Linked DNA regions of Homo sapiens: region 2 is linked to region 1. Evidence: read pairs that join two places in POLR2A ChIA-PET (ENCODE). Cell type or tissue: endothelial cell of umbilical vein. All regions are shown on one strand. Links, peaks and the distances in the headings refer to the core of each region. The heading gives the core; the rest is flanking DNA. Region 1 overlaps ZMYND8 (zinc finger MYND-type containing 8). Region 2 overlaps NCOA3 (nuclear receptor coactivator 3).

Region 1 (2,909 bases), core at 114-2,613:
TCCATGGACACAGTGAGGATGGTCCTCACGAAGGTCAGTCTGGAAGGCAATGCCAAGTGTGTCTCAGCAAGGTGCACATCACAGGACTCTCACAAGGCCGTGCAGTCTGTCCAGGAAAGACAGATGCTGCAGGACCCCTGCAGTGCAGTGGCAAGATCATAGCTCACTGCAGGCTCCACCTTCTGGGCTCAAGATATCCTCCCACCTCAGCCTCCCAAGTAGCTGGGTCTGCAGAGACAAGCCACCATGCCTGGGTTTTTTGCTTTTTTTTTTTTTTTTTTTTGTAGGAACGGGTGGGTCTTGCCACTTTGCCCAGGCTGGTCTTGAACTCCTGGGCTTAAGCTATCCTCCTGCCTCAGCCTCCCAAAATGCTGGGATTACAGGCGTGAGACACCATGCCCTTAAGGCTGTGTTCTTAAGGAGCCACTGCAAATTTAAAGGAGAGTGGGACAATCTGACTTGTGTTTTAGAAGGCGCCCATTAGAAGTTATACTAATATGTCAGAAAGCAAAGAAACCAGGGGGAAAGGGCCATTTCAAAGAGTACTATGTCCCTAGAGGGAAAAGGAAGACAGGCCACCAGTCGCTTTGCAGAGAACAGACACTTGAGCTGGGTAATAATCTCCAGGCACTGGATTAATGCTGAAAACAAAGCCATCCTCTCTCGCCGAAAGGCTGCTTTTACTTCAGTCTCTAGGATAGAAGTTCTACCCATCTGATAGAGCTAAATCATTTGTTCATTCAAAAAAATATTTATTATACGCTCACCAGCAGCAGGCAAGGTGGTAGTAAAACAGGATGAGCAAAAACAAAAGGCAGAACTCATCCTCATTTTGAGCCTTAAAATTGATGGGGAGTAAGGAGAGGAAGGCAAGGAGGGGACCTTCAAGGTATGGGCAAAGGCCCTGAGGCTTTGATGGATCTGCACAGTCAGTGTGGCTGGAGAAGAGAGAAGTGGAACACGGAGAGAAGTGGAACACAGAGAGAACGGAACACGGAGAGAATGGAACACAGAGAGAACAGAGACTAGCAAGATGGGCAGAGGCCAGCACAGGAGGGTTTTGCAATTATGAATCTAAAAGCCAAGGAGGAAACACTTAAGAGTTTAAAGTAGGAAGGGATAGCCAGGAAGATGTTCCTTTCAAAAGACTGGGAGGGTGCGGCAGATAGAGATAGTGAGAACAACTACGAGGCCACTGTAGTTCAATGGTGATAGGCTGGTTGAAGTGGAGTGACATTTAGGATACGATATTGTAAGAAAATGACACAAAAGGGCAAAGAACAGAAGAATGGGGAATGAGTCCATATCTCTGGGGGTGAAGATGTAAAATCTCTCATGGACATCTTGAGTTTGAGACGCCCATGAACAGGCAGGGAGGTCAGGTAGGCAGCTGACCCTCTGCACCATGACTCAGAAGCAATCTAGGTTGGAAACATAAATGTCTGAGTCATAAAGCTCCAGATGTGGGTAAGATCACCCAGAGAAGGAACGTGCTAGGCGAGACAAGGACAGGGCCAAGCTTTCAGCAACTCCAGCATTTAATGGCCAGAGAGAGGAGGAGAAGGTGCCAGGGAAACAGAAGGAAAATCAGCACTGCGGTGGCAAAGAAGGCAAAGGAAGAGAGAGTGTCCACAAGAATAATCAGCATCTCCAGTACTGCAGAGACAGCGCAGCAGATGAGGATGGAAAACCTCCCCTGGAAAAGGCAACACAGAGTCTCCAGGAAGCTCAGTGGGGATGTGAATGTGGAAGGTCAGGGTGGAAGCCACATTGGAGCTTGCAGGACAAAGACAGGAATACAGACGCTTCTAAGAAGTTTGGCTTGCTGGACGCGGTGGCTCACGCCTGTAATCCCAGCACTTTGGAAGGCTGAGGCAGGCAGATCATGAGGTCAGGAGTTCAAGACCAGCCTGACCAACATGGTGAAACCCCGTCTCTACTAAAAATACAAAAAGTGTAAAAAATACACTTTGGAAGGCTGAGGCAGGCGGATCACGAGGTCAGGAGTTCAAGACCAGCCTGACCAACATGGTGAAACCCCGTCTCTACTAAAAATACAAAAATTAGCCGAGCATGGTGACGTGCGCCTATAATCCCAGCTACTCAGGAGGCTGAGACATGAGAATCATTTGAACCCGGGAGGCAGAGGTTGTAGTGAGCCAAAATTGTGCCACTGCACTCCAGCCTGGGCAATATAGTGAGACTCAATCTCAAAAAAAAAATAAGTTTGGCTTTGAAGAAGAGGACAGAAATACAGCAGTTGCTAGTAGGAAAGATGTGGGGGTCAAGACAGCAGAGAGGGGAGACAAGTGCCTTTAAAAGTCTGTGACTCCAAGCATGGTGGATCACACCTATAATCCCAGTACGTTGGCAGGCCAAGGCAGGAGGATCACTTGAGCCCATGAGTTGGAGACCAGCCTGGGCAACATAGCAAGACTCTGTCGCTACAAAAAATTAAAGAATTAGTCAGGCATGGTGGCATGTACAGGTAGTCCCAGCTACTCAAGAGGCTGAGATGGGAGGATTGCTTGAGCCCAGAAGTTCATGGCTGCAGTGAGCGAGGATCATGCCACTGCACTCCCGTCTGGGGAACAGAGCAAGCCCCTATCTCAAAAAAATAAATAAAGACAACACAAAAAATTTAAATGTGTATATTCTTCAAAAGGTTAATAGTTACCCTATGACCCCACAATTTCACTCCTAAATCTATACCCAAGAGAAATGATGTGTCGTGTCTGCACAAAAACTCAGACATGAACACTCACCGCAGCATTATCCCTACTAGCCAGAAAGTGGACACAACTCAAACGTCCATCAACACATACATAGATAAACAAAGTGTAGCATATCCATCCAATGCAGCATTATTCAGTCATAAAAGGAAATGAACTACAGACCCTCCTCAACTC
Region 2 (2,909 bases), core at 113-2,612, 220 kb after region 1:
AGAGACAGGGTTTCACCACATTAGCCAGGATAGTCTCGATCTCCTGACCTCGTGATCCACCCGCCTCGGCCTCCCAAAGTGCTGGGATTACAGGCATGAGCCACCGCGCCCGGCCCGTTTTGTTATTTTTTGAGATGGAGTGTCGCTCTGTCACCCAGACTGAAGTGCAGTGGCATGATCTCAGCTCACTGCAACCTCCACCTCCTGGGTTCAAGCGATTGTCGTGCCTTAGCCTCCCGAGTAGCTAGGATTACAGGCGCCTGCCACCACCCCCTGCTAATTATTTTATTTTATTTTATTTTTATTTTTAATAAAGATGGGGTTTACCAAGTTGGCCAGGCTGGTCTTGAACTCCTGACCTCAGGTTATCCACCTGCCTCGACCTCCCAAAGTGCTGGGATTATAGGTGTGAGCCACCATGCTCAGCCTTTGTTGGTTTTATTTTAGCTTCCCGTCTCTTTAGGCTGGAACTGTTTCTAGAAATCCATTTAAGATGGAAGTTGACTCTGAAATTGGTTAAATAAAGTTAGGGTGATTTGTTAATATAGAGGAATTGTGAGTTACCACCTGTCATATATATAAGAGAATTTCTTATTTGTTTTCTTACTCTCTAAGCCTAATAAAAAAAGGTTCCTTTAAAAAAAAAAAATTCATTCTAGGCCAGGTGCGGTGGCCCACACCTGTAATCCCAGCACTTTGGGAGGTTGAGGCAGGCAGATCACCTGAGGTCAGGAGTTCCAGACCAGCCAGCCCAACATGGCGAAACCCCGTCTCTACTAAAAATACAAAAAATTAGCTGGGCATGGTGGCAGGCGCCTGTAATCTCAGCTACTCGGGAGGCTGAGGCAGGAGAATCACTTGAACCTGGGAGGCAGAGGTTGGAGTGAGCTGAGATCATGCCACTGCACTCCAGCCTGGGTGGCAAGAGTGAAACTCCATCTCAAAAAATAAAATAAAATAAAAATAAAAATTAAAAAAAAATCTTTTTTACTGCATTTTCAGTGGCAGTTTGAGAAGAAGGGGTGGTACATGTCGATAGACATTAACATGCAATTGAGAAATGCTTTTAAAAAAGTGTGCATGTATATTATGCCTTCTCAATGTTTTTATTCTGTTTCAGCAAATCAGTAGAGTTGCAGTAATCTAGAAAGGATTAATTATGTCATGATGGTTTACTGTGTAGTCTCCCCAAGAAGGGCCACTCTGTTCTGCGTACTGCTGTTAGGCACAAGATGTGAAATAATATCTGTGAGGTCTTCATTTGGTGAATATGATAAAATCAATAGCATTTTAAAGGGTCTCCTAAAAATACCATTTAATGAATTTTAAAAATTAATAGTGAATTATTATTATTGAGAACATTTGTTAAATTAGTGTTTTCTTGGTTTGGATTGGATGTAATGCATAAACTTCAAAGATGTAAAAACTGTATTTAAAACATTTTTTAAATTTTTTGTAGAGATGGGGGTCTCACCACGTTGCCTAGGGTGGTCTCGAGCTCTTGGGCTCAAGTGATCCTCCCACCTCAGCCTCCAAAAGTGTTAGATTACAGTCCTGAGCCATCATGGACTTAACTATCCTTAATTTTGTATCACCTATGGAGAACATGTATTAACTTTGTAATAAAAAAGTTTTTAGGCCTGGTGCAGCAGCTCTTGCCTGTAATGCCAGCACATTGGGAGGCTGAGGTGAGAGGATCACTTAAGCCCAGGAGTTTGAGGCCAGCCTGGGCAACATGGCAAGACCCCAGATTGACAAAAAATTAAAAAAAAAAATTAGCTGGGCATGATGTGGTTAAAAAAAAATTTATCTGGGCACAGGATGACAGGTACCTGCGGTCCCAGCTACCCGGAAGGCTGAGACATGGCAATCACTTGAGACCAGGAGGTTGAGGCTACAGCAAACTATGATCTGTCTGCTGCACTCCATCCTGGGCAACAGAGCGAAGACTCTGTCTCAAAAAAAAAAAAAAAAAAAAAGTCTTCTGTATTTTGTATAAATTGGTGGTGGTTGGATCTAGAGGCTTGAGCACAGATGATTTAATGAGATCAGTTTCCAGGTTTGCAGATTCACAAACCTTTGTTCTCTTAAATTCTTCTTCTTTCTTCTCTTTTTTGGGGACAGAGTCTTCCTCTGTCACCAGGCTGGAGTGTAGTGGCACAATCAAGGCTTATTGCAGCCTCTACCTCCCAGGCTCAAGAAATCCTCCCACCTTAGCTTCTTAAATAGCTGGGACTACAGGCGCACGCCACCACCATGCCTGGCTAATTTTTGTAATTTTTTGTAGAGACATGATTTCACCATGTTGCTTAGGCTGGTCTCAAACTCCTGAGCTCAAGCAGTCTGCCTACCTGGGCCTCCCAGAGTGCTGGGATTACAGGCGTGAGCCACTGTGCTGGCTGTTCTTTTAACTTTTTAAGTTGGCCTGAGAAAGCTTGCAGAGCCTTATTCTCCAGATGTCTCTTTTTACAATTATTCTTCTAACTGCCAAAAGAAGTAAGAAGTCTCCCGTTTTACTGTGTTGTATTTCAATTTTTTTTTTTTTTTAAAAGGGTTTGAAGTCCAGGCGCGGTGGCTCACACCTGTAATCCCGGCACTTTGGGAGGCCGAGGTGGGCAAATGACCTGAGGTTGGGAGTTTGAGACCAACCTGACCAACATGGAGAAACCCCATCTCTACTAAAAATACAAAATTAGTCGGGCATGGAGGCACATGCCTGTAATCTCAGCTACTCGGGAGGCTGAGGCAGGAGAATTGCTTGAATCCGGGAGGCAGAGGTTGCTGTGAGCTGAGATCGTGCCATTGCACTCCAGCCTGGGCAACAAGAGCAAAACTCCGTCTCAGAAAAAAAAAAAAAAAAAAGGTGGGGGGGTTTGAAACACATGGGCAATTAGAAATACTGGTGTCAG

What was found. ChIA-PET counts read pairs that join two places held together with the same protein. Peaks named below come from ENCODE experiments on the same cell type or tissue, not always from the same donor. Only the 100,000 strongest peaks of a DNase experiment are listed, where the experiment ranks them.
Region 2: POLR2A ChIA-PET joins it to region 1 with 7 read pairs; 4 of 35 experiments call an interaction of 5 or more read pairs at or near these places.

The regions. Positions count from the first base shown.
Region 1 is chr20:47,330,099-47,333,007 of GRCh38, forward strand. All of the region lies in intron 2 of ZMYND8 (zinc finger MYND-type containing 8), which reads right to left. Among named protein-coding and RNA genes, the nearest start is that of ZMYND8, 25 kb to the right of the region's middle. RefSeq lists an enhancer at 1,146-1,646. In endothelial cell of umbilical vein, for the core only: no CTCF peak of the experiment used is centred there; a DNase peak (open chromatin) is centred at 1,453; H3K27ac peaks cover 1,967 bases.
Region 2 is chr20:47,547,603-47,550,511 of GRCh38, forward strand. All of the region lies in intron 1 of NCOA3 (nuclear receptor coactivator 3), which reads left to right. Among named protein-coding and RNA genes, the nearest start is that of NCOA3, 47 kb to the left of the region's middle. In endothelial cell of umbilical vein, for the core only: no CTCF peak of the experiment used is centred there; no DNase peak of the experiment used is centred there.